Regions from separate parts of the Homo sapiens genome. Here region 1 is linked to region 2. A link is a loop called in an ENCODE intact Hi-C map of the cell type or tissue named here. Cell type or tissue: IMR-90. All regions are shown on one strand. Links, peaks and the distances in the headings refer to the core of each region. The heading gives the core; the rest is flanking DNA.

The links. A loop is a pair of places that touch in the nucleus more often than their neighbours do. Peaks named below come from ENCODE experiments on the same cell type or tissue, not always from the same donor. Only the 100,000 strongest peaks of a DNase experiment are listed, where the experiment ranks them.
Region 1: a loop joins it to region 2, with 8 times the contacts of the local background. A loop is called at or near these places in 2 of 110 quality-filtered maps.

What each region holds. Positions count from the first base shown.
Region 1 is chr12:69,538,863-69,545,107 of GRCh38, reverse strand. The region is part of intron 3 of FRS2 (fibroblast growth factor receptor substrate 2); the gene reads right to left. Among named protein-coding and RNA genes, the nearest start is that of SNORA113, 27 kb to the right of the region's middle. In IMR-90, for the core only: a CTCF peak has its summit at 3,827 (motif pointing right); a DNase peak (open chromatin) is centred at 3,967; H3K27ac peaks cover 307 bases.
Region 2 is chr12:69,385,598-69,390,669 of GRCh38, reverse strand. YEATS4 (YEATS domain containing 4) reads right to left here. Exons shown (of 7, transcript NM_006530.4): 7 at 1-523. The coding sequence ends at 354. Among named protein-coding and RNA genes, the nearest start is that of YEATS4, 28 kb to the right of the region's middle. In IMR-90, for the core only: CTCF peaks have their summits at 2,103 (motif pointing left) and 3,108; DNase peaks (open chromatin) are centred at 649 and 2,089; H3K27ac peaks cover 398 bases.

The DNA.
Region 1 (6,245 bases), core at 735-5,734, 150 kb before region 2:
AAATCTTTCACTTCTTTGGTTATTTGTATTTTATTCTTTTTGATGCTATTGTAAATGAAATTGTTTTCTTAATTTCTTTTTCATATTGTTGTTAGATGAAAATGCTGACTCTTCAGGGTTTTCTATGTACAGGATCATATCATCTATAAACAGAGACCACTTTACTTCTTTCCAATTTGGATGCCTTTTCTTTTTCTTGCCTAATTGCTCTGGATGGAATATCCAGTATGATATTTAATAGAATTGGTGAAAGTGGGAATTCTTGCCTTGTTCCTGATCTTAGAGGAAAATCTTTTCAGTCTTTCACCACTGAATATGACATTCACTGTATTTTTCATATATGGCTTTTACTACGTTGAAATAGTTTCCTTTTATTTATTTATTTATTATTAATTTTTTTTCCGAGATGGAGTCTTGCTGTCACCCAGGCTGGAATGCAGTGGCATGATCTCGGCTCACTGCAACCCCCTCCTCCCGGGTTCAAGTGATTCTCCTGCCTCAGCCTCCTGAGTAATTGGAATTACAGGTGCGCACCACTATGCCCAGCTAATTTTTACATTTTTAGTAGAGATGGGGTTTCACCATGTTGGCCAGGCTGGTATCAAACTCCTGATCTCAAGTGACTCACCCACCTCAGCCTCCTCAAAGTGCTAAAATTACAGACATGAACCACTGCACCTGGCTCCTTTTACTTCTAGTTTTAGTGTTTTTTTAAATCATGAAAGAATGCTGAATTTTGTCAAATGTTTTTTCTGCATCAATTGACACAATCATGTGGTTTTCTCCCATTCATTCTTTTAATGTGTATATTACATTGAACAATTTTCATATGTTGAACCATCCCTGCATTCCAGGAATAAGACGCACTTGATCATAGTATATAATCCCACTGATATGCTGCTGAATTTGGTTTTGTTGAGGATTTTTACATCAATGTTTATGATTCAATTGCATTTTTAAGAAGTTTTCTGTTAAGTTCCAGTACTCTTAAAAAAAAAAAAAAGAAAGCCTCCCCACCCCCCCGACCCTGCCCACAAAATGAGACAGAGATAAACTCAATGGCTGAGCTAGACAGGACACCCATTTGTCATTTTTTGTCCACTTCAAAGTGGTTCACAATTTATCCTGACAAAGGCCTGCAATGGCTCCCCCTATTCCTCTGAGAATAAAAATTAAGGATTTTTCAATGGTCTCTATGAGATCCTAATTTTTTAGTATCATTTTCTGCCTCTCCTGTTCCACTACTGATCATGTACCTTAAAATTCTTCTCTCTCCATACTCTGCTCCAGCCACAGTGGCCTCCTTGCTGTTTCTAGAATACACTAATTATGTTCCTATCTCAGGTCCTTTGCAACTACTGTTCTTTGTACCTGGAATGCTTTTCTATCTGGTATCAGCATAGCTTGCTCCTTCACTTGCTTCAGGTTTTTGCTCACAAATCAATTTATTGAAGAATTTTCCTGAGCACACTACATATGAAATAGATAAACCCTTACCCACTAGCCCATGATGCTACACCCTTTTCCTCTTTCCCTACTACATCATTCTCCAAATGACTTACCACCAAGTGGCATACTACATATTGACTTGTTTTTTTATTCCCTAGCTCTTCACTCCAATGCCACCACAAAACGTAAACTCCATAGTGACAAAGATTTTGTTTTGTTCAACGAAATATCCTTGGTGCCTGAAGAATGCCAGACAGATATTAAATGCTTAATAAGTTTTAGTTGAATGAATAATCTCAGATATTGTTTAAAAATAGCAACATAAGTATTCATAAAATTTGTTCCTGAATTTCTGCAATGTGCAAACATATCAATAAAACTACAACCAAATGCTTTTACATTTTTACTTATTAACATATGTTACTTAATAGTTACTTATTGAGATGACTTGTAAAAATGGGGCTCAAAATTATCACTTAGATTTGTCTGTAAACTGACAGCTATCTCATGAAAAATATGGAATTTAAGATACAGTATCACAAAATTTCTTTTAGAAGCAATGCTACCATGTTGTTATCAATGTGAGCAAGTATACTCATAAGACTGAGGTAGTACCTGATGTTTTCCTTTTTGTACTATAGATTCAAAAACTGTCATTTGCATTATAGTTATTATAGCAGATGTAACTCCTGAAGACACTATCTAGGTAAGTTAACTGCCTAAGAGTCATTATCCAAGCCACATTATTTCCTCCAAGCTAGCTCATTCTTTGACGTTTTGCAGTCCTGGGATGAGCCTGGGTGAAGGTGAAGATACTCTAGGATTGAAACAACTGTTTATATTGGATTTCTCATCCTACAGCTTTTCCTAAGCTCTTTTAATTTCTAACATTAAAAGGTACTTAATATTAACTAGAATTTACTTTGAATATACTTGAACTATCTGCCATATGCAATTCCAACACCAACATCTTTGGTCTACTGAGTTATTTCAGCGAAAATAGAAACATGGTTACATATGGTTGGAAGGTACAAGTTTGGAACATCACAGACCAATGAAATAATGGTTTAGCTACAAACAATATTAGTTTAAATATTTTCTTTCTTTACATAACCTGATTCATTAAAAATCTGTTTGAAAAAATAAAGAATTTTAGAGCTAGTCTTTTTTCTTCTTTATACTTTTTTCCTGCATACTTTAAATAACCTCTAGATTACTTACAAATGCTATCTAAATAGTTGTTATGCTGTATTTTGTAATATTTTTTATACTGCTTTCTATTTCAAATAATTTCAATCTGTGGCTGATTGAATTTGCAGGTGTGGAACCTATGGATACGAACGACCAACTATAAATCAAAGACAAAGGCATCATGAAGTAAGGTTTTAAATTCCTCTAGTTGATAAGGCTGAACCTGTTTAAGATTGGGTCTGACAGCACGCACATTTTCACTTTTTAATTAGAATGCTGCAAATTAATATGTTTGTTATACTAAGTATGTCTGTCAGTAAAGAAAAATATTCAGAACATAACCCCCCGCCACCTATATCTGGTTGTAGAGGCAATAAATGCTCTTAATATATGGCCCTGATAATATCTGCTTTAATAATAAAAAGATAATAAAATCATCTTTCGAGTGTGTGAGGAAAAATTATTCTGAAAATGGAGAAATAACTTATTTGAAACCAGTATCTCCCTTTAAATTATAAAAAATTTGTTAGAATTACATCAAAGAATAAGAAGACTTTTTACATAAAGTTATTAGATTTATATCAAAACTACTTCCCCTGAATTACAATAATACAGTGTTACTTTTTTTTTTTTTTTTTTTTTTGAGACAGGGTCTCACCCTGTCGCCCAGGTTGGAGTGCAGTGGTGCAATCTCGGCTCACTGCAACCTCCACCTCCAGGGCTCAAGTGACCATCCTGCCTCAGTCTCCCGAGTAGCTGGGACTACAGACATATGCCACCGCATGTGGCTAATTTTTGTATTTTTAATAGTGAAGGAGTTTCGCCATGTTGCCAGGCTGGTCTCAAACTCCCAGGCTCAAGTGATCCACTTGCCTCAGCTTCCTAAAGTACTAGGATTACAGGTGTGAGCCACTGCACCTGGCCCAGTGTTACTTTTGTACCAGTAACTATACTAGAATAGACTAACTGGGCCTAATAATATTAATGCTATATTCTTTATTTTTACAGAGTAGGCCAAACACACATACACACGCTTCCTTCAGTTAAATTATACATTCTAAGGTACAGTGTCAGTATTTTCATAAGAATTTTGTTTACCCTGAAGTTTAAAAATTTGAAATATTAAAGAAGTTAAGATTTTAATAAACACAACTTTCTACCATTTGTGTGAGTAGGCCTTCAGATGGCAGCAAATGCAACATAATAAATGTTGGGCCTGTTTGTAAGAACTGGTTATCTGATATCCTCCTTTACTAAATTTTTTAAAACATGGGTTGCTCCCGGGGAAATATGCATTCAAGAGTGGGATGCGATCTAAAATCTAATAAAAGTTGCAAAGTATGTGACTTCTAGGTTTAAAAAAATTCTTGAGGGACTCAGTTTTGTGGTTTTTTAAAAAAACAAACTTCATTACATTTAGTCATCATGTCTCTTAAGGATCCTCTTGGCAGTAATGGTTTTTCAGATTTTTCTTGTTTTTGATAATCCTGACCATTTTCAGGAGCACCTGTAAAGTATTTTGTAGAATGCCTCTCCTCTCTTGGAATTTGATGCTTTTCTCATAATTAGACTGGGAGTATGGGATTTGGACAGGAGGATCACAGAGATAAAGTGCCACTTTTATCACAACATAGCCCTTGAAACACACTATCAACATGACTTATCACTGTTGATGTTACCCCTGACAACCTACCTGGCTGTCAGGTTTCTCCACTGTGAAGTTACTTCTCCCCGAACTCTTCTGCACTTCTTGGAAGTACTGTACTTCTTGGAAGAAAGGCATGCACAGCCCACACTTAAGGATTAGGGAGTTGTGTTTCACCATGAGGAAAGTGGAGTATTGACATACATTATTTGGAGTTCTTCTGTACAGATTTGTCTCTTCTCCATTTACTTATTTATTCAATCATTTATTCATTTATTCAATCATTTATTCATACCAGTATCAGCCCGTGGATATTTATTTTATACTCTGAGTTATAATTCAATACTACTTTATACTTTACTTATTTTCTTTTTCAAATTATTCCAACTTTGATCACTGTTAGCTCTTTTAGGTGACTCCTATGCCCCTTTGACATAGTCCCATTTTGTGGGTTTTTTGTTAAAGCCCTTCTTTACTTTTTTTTTTTGGCACTACAAGATGTTCTAAGCTGATCTTGTCTATTTTGTTATTTTTATTTTTTAATTTTTTTTAATTTTATTTATTTTTTTTGAGATGGAGTCTCGCTTTGTCGTCCAGGCTGGAGTGCAGTGGAGCCATCTCGGCTCACTGCAAGCTCTGCCTCCTGGGTTCATGTCACTCCTCTGCCTCAGCCTCCCTAGTAGCTGGAACTACAGGCGCGCACCACCACACCCAGCTAATTTTTTGTATTTTTAGTAGAGACGAGGTTTCACTGTGTTAGCCAGGATGGTCTCAATCTCCTGACATCATGATCCACCCGCCTCGGCCTCCCAAAGTGCTGGGATTACAGGCGTGAGCCACCACACCCAGTGTTTATTTTTATTTTTTTGAGACGGAGTCCCGCACTGTCGCCCAGGCTGGAGTGCAGTGGCACAATCTCGGCTCACTGCAACCTCCACCTCCTGGGTTCAAGTGATTCTCCTCCCTGAGCCTCCCGAGTAGCTGGGATTACAGGCGCCCGCCACCCTGCCCAGCTAATTTTTTGTATTTTTAGTAGAGACGGGGTTTCACCATGTTGGCCAGGCTGGTCTCGAACTCCTGACCTCGTGATTTGCCCGCCTTGGCCTCCCAAAGTGGATCTTGTCTATTTCTTGCCCTAGTCCTAGATTAAGCCATTTCTCCAAGGAACCCTGGTCCTTTTTAAAGGAGAAGGGTACAGATTCAGCATCCCTAACTGGAAAATTCTGAGAATTTTTGAGCACCAACATGACACCACAGGTGGAAAATTTCACACCTGACCTCACATGATGCGTGCACAAAATTATTTAAAATATTGTATAAATCACCTTCAGGCTATGTGTAAAGGCATATATGAAACATAAATTTTGTGTTTAGACTTGAGTCCCATCCCCAAGATATCTCATTATGTATATGCAAATACTTTGAAATCCAAAAAACCCCCTGAAATCCAACTGGGCACGGTGCTCACACCTGTAATCCCAGCACTTTGGGAGGCCAAGGTGGGCAGATCAAGAGGCCAGGAGTTCAAGACCAGCCTGGCCAGCATGGTGAAACCCCCATCTCTACTAAAAATACAAAAAATTTGCCAGGCATGGTGATGTGTGCCTGTAATCCCAGCTACTCGGGAGGCTGAGGCAGGAGAATCACTTGAACCTAGGAGGCAGAGGTTGCAGTGAGCTGAGATCATGCCACTGCACTCCAGCCTGGGCAACAGAGTGAGACTCTGTCTCAAAACAAAACAAAACAAAAACCTTGAAATCCAAAACACATCTGATCCCAAGCATTTAGGATAAGGATAAGGATAAGGATAATCAACTTGTATTAGAAACCAAGATTTGGGTTCTTGGTGTGCTCTTGCTACCGGGGTGTCATGGCATCTAGGAGGGCCTCTGTGTAACTAAATGTTATGTTATTTTGTGGAGAATTTGCATAACAAAATATAGAAATAAACTCATGGAGA
Region 2 (5,072 bases), core at 73-5,072:
AAGAAGTACAAAATTTGTACAAGTAATACTTTATAATGAAATTTTGATGCCTGTCAAAAGGGTAATAAGCTATACATATACTACAATAAACATTTTTAAAAACTGTGCTTAATATCATAGAATTTTCTTAAAATGGGTTGGTAAAATACCTATATAGCATCCATTCTTACACACATATTTTCCATTAAAGATTGCTTAAATAGTACAAATTCCTATTGCTAAGAAATTCATGGTCAACAGCTGTATATGAAGTTCCTCTAAGAAACATCACAGCATTTGCAGTAAGTCCATTTCTCCAGTGAAGCCCACCTTATTTTCAGTTTAGCTTACTACCAAGTTCTCATGAGAACTGTTTATATGTCTTTTGCTTGGTCATCTTCTTCAAGTTTTCTGATTTCATTTTTTAAACAATTTATAGTTTCACGACTTGCTTTTAATCTCTCCTTAAGCTCTGCAATCTCAAAGCTTGTTTTTTTCTTAGCAGCTTCTAATTTTTCTCTGGTTTTCACTTCAAGCTCTGCAACTAAAGAAAACAAATACTTTTACTAAAGTATTTTTCTCACATGTTTAAGATATATGACAGGGTAATAAATATGGCATTTCCTGACGACAATGTTTCCATGATGAAATGTGGATAACTTAAGAATTACAACATTAAACATGGGTGCAGGTTGGGGGAGGGGAAGAATGTCTGAATTCCCAAGAGAGGATCTAAGATGTTTCCTACAACTAAAAATAAAATTCTGGTCACCAACTCACAGTTAAAATTTTAAGACATAATGTCCTTTTTTCCATACACATATTAAGATTGAAATAAGGGGGCACACAAACCCAAGATACATCAGCTAATGAGAGGTGACTGGGCGCAGTGGCTTATGTCTGTAATCCCAGCACTTTGGGAGGCTAAGGCAGGTGGATCACTTGAGGTCAGGAGTTCGAGACCAACCTGGCCAACATAGCAAAACCTCGTCTCTATCAAAAATACAAAATTAGCAGGGCGTGGTGGTGCACACCTGTAATCCCAGCTACTCTGGTGGCTGAGGCATGAGAATCACTTGAACTTGGGAGGCAGAGGTTGCAGTGAGCTGAGATGACGCTAGTGCACTCCAGCCTGGTCGACAGAGTGAGACTCTGTCTTAATGGGTGGGGGTGGGGGGGAAGCGTTAACTACAAGTATTCTTAAATTTATATACAGGTGAAACTTTTTTTTTTTTTTTTTGAGATGGAGTCTCGCTCTTGTCGCCCAGGCTGGAGAGCAGTGGCATGATCTCAGCTCACTGCAACCTATGCCTCCCAGGTTCAAGCAATTCTCCTGCCTCAACCTCCTGAGTAGTTGGGACTACAGGTGCATGCTGCCATGCCCGGCTAATTTTTTGTATTTTAGTAGAGACGGGGTTTCACCGTGTTGCCCAGGCTGACTGCGAACTCCTGAGCTCAGGCAATCCGCCCTCCTTAGCCTCCCAAAGTGCGGGGATTACAGGCATAAGCCACCAGGCCCGGCCCAGGTGAAACTTATAAACAAAATCACACTATCAATACAAGCCAATATCTTTTTTTCAAATAGGTGGCAATAACTGCTAAAATTTGAATCCCAGCTCTGCCACTTACTAGCTGTGACACTGTAAGCTATTTCACCTATGTTCCTCACTTATGAAACAGAAATGATAATGGCAAATACTTCATAATATTATTTGTTGAGAAAACTTTTGAGACAGGATCTTACTCTGTCACCCAGGCTGGAGTGCAGTGGTGTGATCTTGGCTCACTGCAAACTCTCACTCCCGGGTTCAAGTGATTATCCCACCTCAGCTTCCCAAGCAGCTGGGATTACAGGTGTGAGCCACCACACCCAGCCTGTTGAGAAGACTTAATGAATTAATTTATGTAAAGTACCCAGAATACTGCCTGGTACAGAAAAAGCCCTATCAACTATTGTTATGAGAAAAGAGAAACATTAAGTGATATCTGAAACTATCTATCTATAACAAAGTACTAAAGAAATGTTACTGCAAAACAGGACACATCTATTTAAATATGCCACTTGGATATGTAGCATGATGTTTTACAAAGAAAAATATCTGCTTGTGTCTAACATTTCCATCTTGTGGACATTTTTGGTAACTGCTGCTCACTATTAAAGTACACTTATACTTACTTTCACTAATAAAAGATGGTCACTAATTGGAAGCCAGATGGTTTGGTGGGAAAAAAACCCAACTATGGAAACAGAAAAGATCTGATTTCAAATAAACCCTTGCTTCCTTATTAGCCGAATGCTAACATTTCTAAGGCTCCATCAATCTCTTTGTACGATACAGCTAAAACTAGGTATTTCTCAGAGGATTTACGAAGATTACATGAAGTAATTATATGTAAAGCATCTAGCACATAAAAAACATGCAATACACGGTAAAACCCTGTCTCTACTAAAAATACAAAAAATTAGCTGGGCATGGTGGCGAGCACTTGTAGTCCCAGCTACGCGTGAGGCTGAGGCGGGAGAATGGCGTGAACGCAGGAGGCGGAGCTTGCAGTGAGCCGAGATCGCGCCCTGCACTCCATCCAGCCTGGGCGACAGCGCGAGACTCTGCCTCAAAAAAAAAAAATAAAAATAAAAAAAATAAAAAAATTCAATGAATATTAATGAGTTCTTTCCTTATTTTGCTCATTGCTGGTGACTTGCTTTTTGTGATTGTCAAAACAATTCATATTTTACTTTGTAATTCTTTTCATTCTTTTACAAATTATTTTTATACATAGGTAGTACACACAAGATTACAAATTAAAAGATTAAAGAGTAGACAGTGAAAAAATATGCCCTTCTACTACACTTGTTCCCCAGCCTGCCATGACCAATCAGTGCTTCTTCCCAGAGATAATCACTGTTGTGTTCTCTGATATCTTCCCAGAAATAGTCTGCTGATATACAAAGCATATACCCAAGTGCAGTTTCTTCTTCTTCCCAACACAAGTGGTATCATTCTATACACATTGTTTTGCACCTTGCTGTTTCACTTAACATTATATCTGGAAGCTCACCCTATAACACAGAGCTGTCTCATTCTTTTTAATGACTACAGAGGACCTAATTGAATGGATAAATAAAATTCATTTAGTCTGCCCCCTATTGATGTACACTCAGAGTATCTCCATTTTTTTCTTTTACAAACAATGCAATAATGTGTATGCTGTAAATAATCATTTTAGTATATTTGTAGGATAAATTCCTGGAAATGGAACTGTTATAGAATATATATGTACTTGTAATTCTGGAAGAACATCAAGCAACTCAAAAGGATCTACCAATTTATAATCCCATTAGCATTGTGTCTGTTTCCCTACTGCATCAACTTTTTGGTCTTACCTAACCTGAAAGGTTAAAAACAGTATTTCTGTAATTCGCATTCATCTTATTACTATTGGGGCTGACTCATCTTTTTTATAATGTTTGAGACATTTCTCCCTTTCTACAAATGATCTGTTTTCCTTTTGCTCATTTTCCTATTGGGTTATTGGCCTTTCTTATTGATTTGTAAGAGCTATATACAGCTTTATACAGTAGTCCCCCCTCATCCATGGTTTCATTTTCCATGCTTACAGTTAGCCACTGTCAATAGCGGTCTGAAAATAGGTGAGTAAAAAGTAGAATAAGATTTTTTTGGGGGGTGGGGTGGGGAAAGAGCACACATTTACATAACTTTTATTAGAGTTCATTGTTATAATGTTCTATTTTATTAATTAGTGTTGTTAATCTTTTATTGTGCCTAATTTATAAATTAAACTTTATCATAGGTATATATGTATAGGAAAAAACAGTATATAGGGCTTGGTACTATCTGTAGTTTTAGGCATCCACTGGGGTTCTTGGAATGTGTCCTCTCCAGATAAAGGGGGACTACTGTATGTTAAGAAACTAGTCATTTGTGACATGAGTACATTTTTCTATGGCCTGTCAGTCTTTAGACTTTGTTCCCAGTGCTTTTTACTATGCAGAAATTTGTATTCCCCTATACCCTCTCTCCCCACATCAATTTAAAAAACACACTGAATGATATGCGCTTTGTTAGATGCTGGGGTACAGAGGCAGGAAACAGGTAAGAAAAAAATGCACTAATGTTATGAGGTAATCATAGGGAACGACAAGAGTAGACTGGATTCAAATCAAGTAGAAAGGGTGAGTTTTATGAAGGAGGGCTTCTTGGTAGTAGTAACATCTAAACTGAATTTTAAACAATGAGAAAGGAGTTAGGTAAATGAAGTGGGCATACAGGCCCAGGAAGCAGCATAAAGACAAGGAGTCCTGTATAGCTGTAAGCGGTAGTTTTAAAACTAGCCAGGGAGACCTGATTAACTCAATTGTCAGAAGGACAGCATTCACTGTAGATATAACATAGATTTGTTGTTTGATTCATGATACTTTTATTTTTGACAACTTGTAAGACTGCGAAGGGCACTAGATGTTTGGAAGAAGACATGAGTTAATTAGCAATGAGATCCTGGGGGAAAACATTTTAAAACTTCTTTTAGCTTGTTCCAGTGTTCTGCTTCCTATGTGTTAAATGCTTATACAAAAAAAGAAAAGTTTCTGTTTTTAATTTCCCAATGAAGCTCAATTTCGAGAAAACAAATCCAAAGAATTACTACTTTTATAAAGTCAGTTCAGCATACTGGTTAGGAGACAGACTATCAGGCTTTTTACAACTTATTAGTTAAGTGGACAGATTTTGGGTTTAAAATGCAGGCTCTACTGGGTAATTTTGGGCAAGTTATCAAATCTTTCTAGAGCTTTTACCTACAAAATGGTGCTAATCATAGTATCTTCCTCCTAGGGTTATTTTAGAGTATTAAATAAGTTAAGAAATGGAAAGTGCTTGTCAGGTACATAGTAAGCTCTCACTAAGTGTTCACTATCATTTTTACTATTTCTTGAAGAAGCAACTAAAAAGCTAGATCATTAGTGCTTAAACTTCCAATATACTCCATAATAAATATTCTCTCTATAAAAATACTATTAAATTTTTGGAGCCTAAGTTCTGAGGACTGCCAGGGATCAAGTTCTGATTCTACTACTA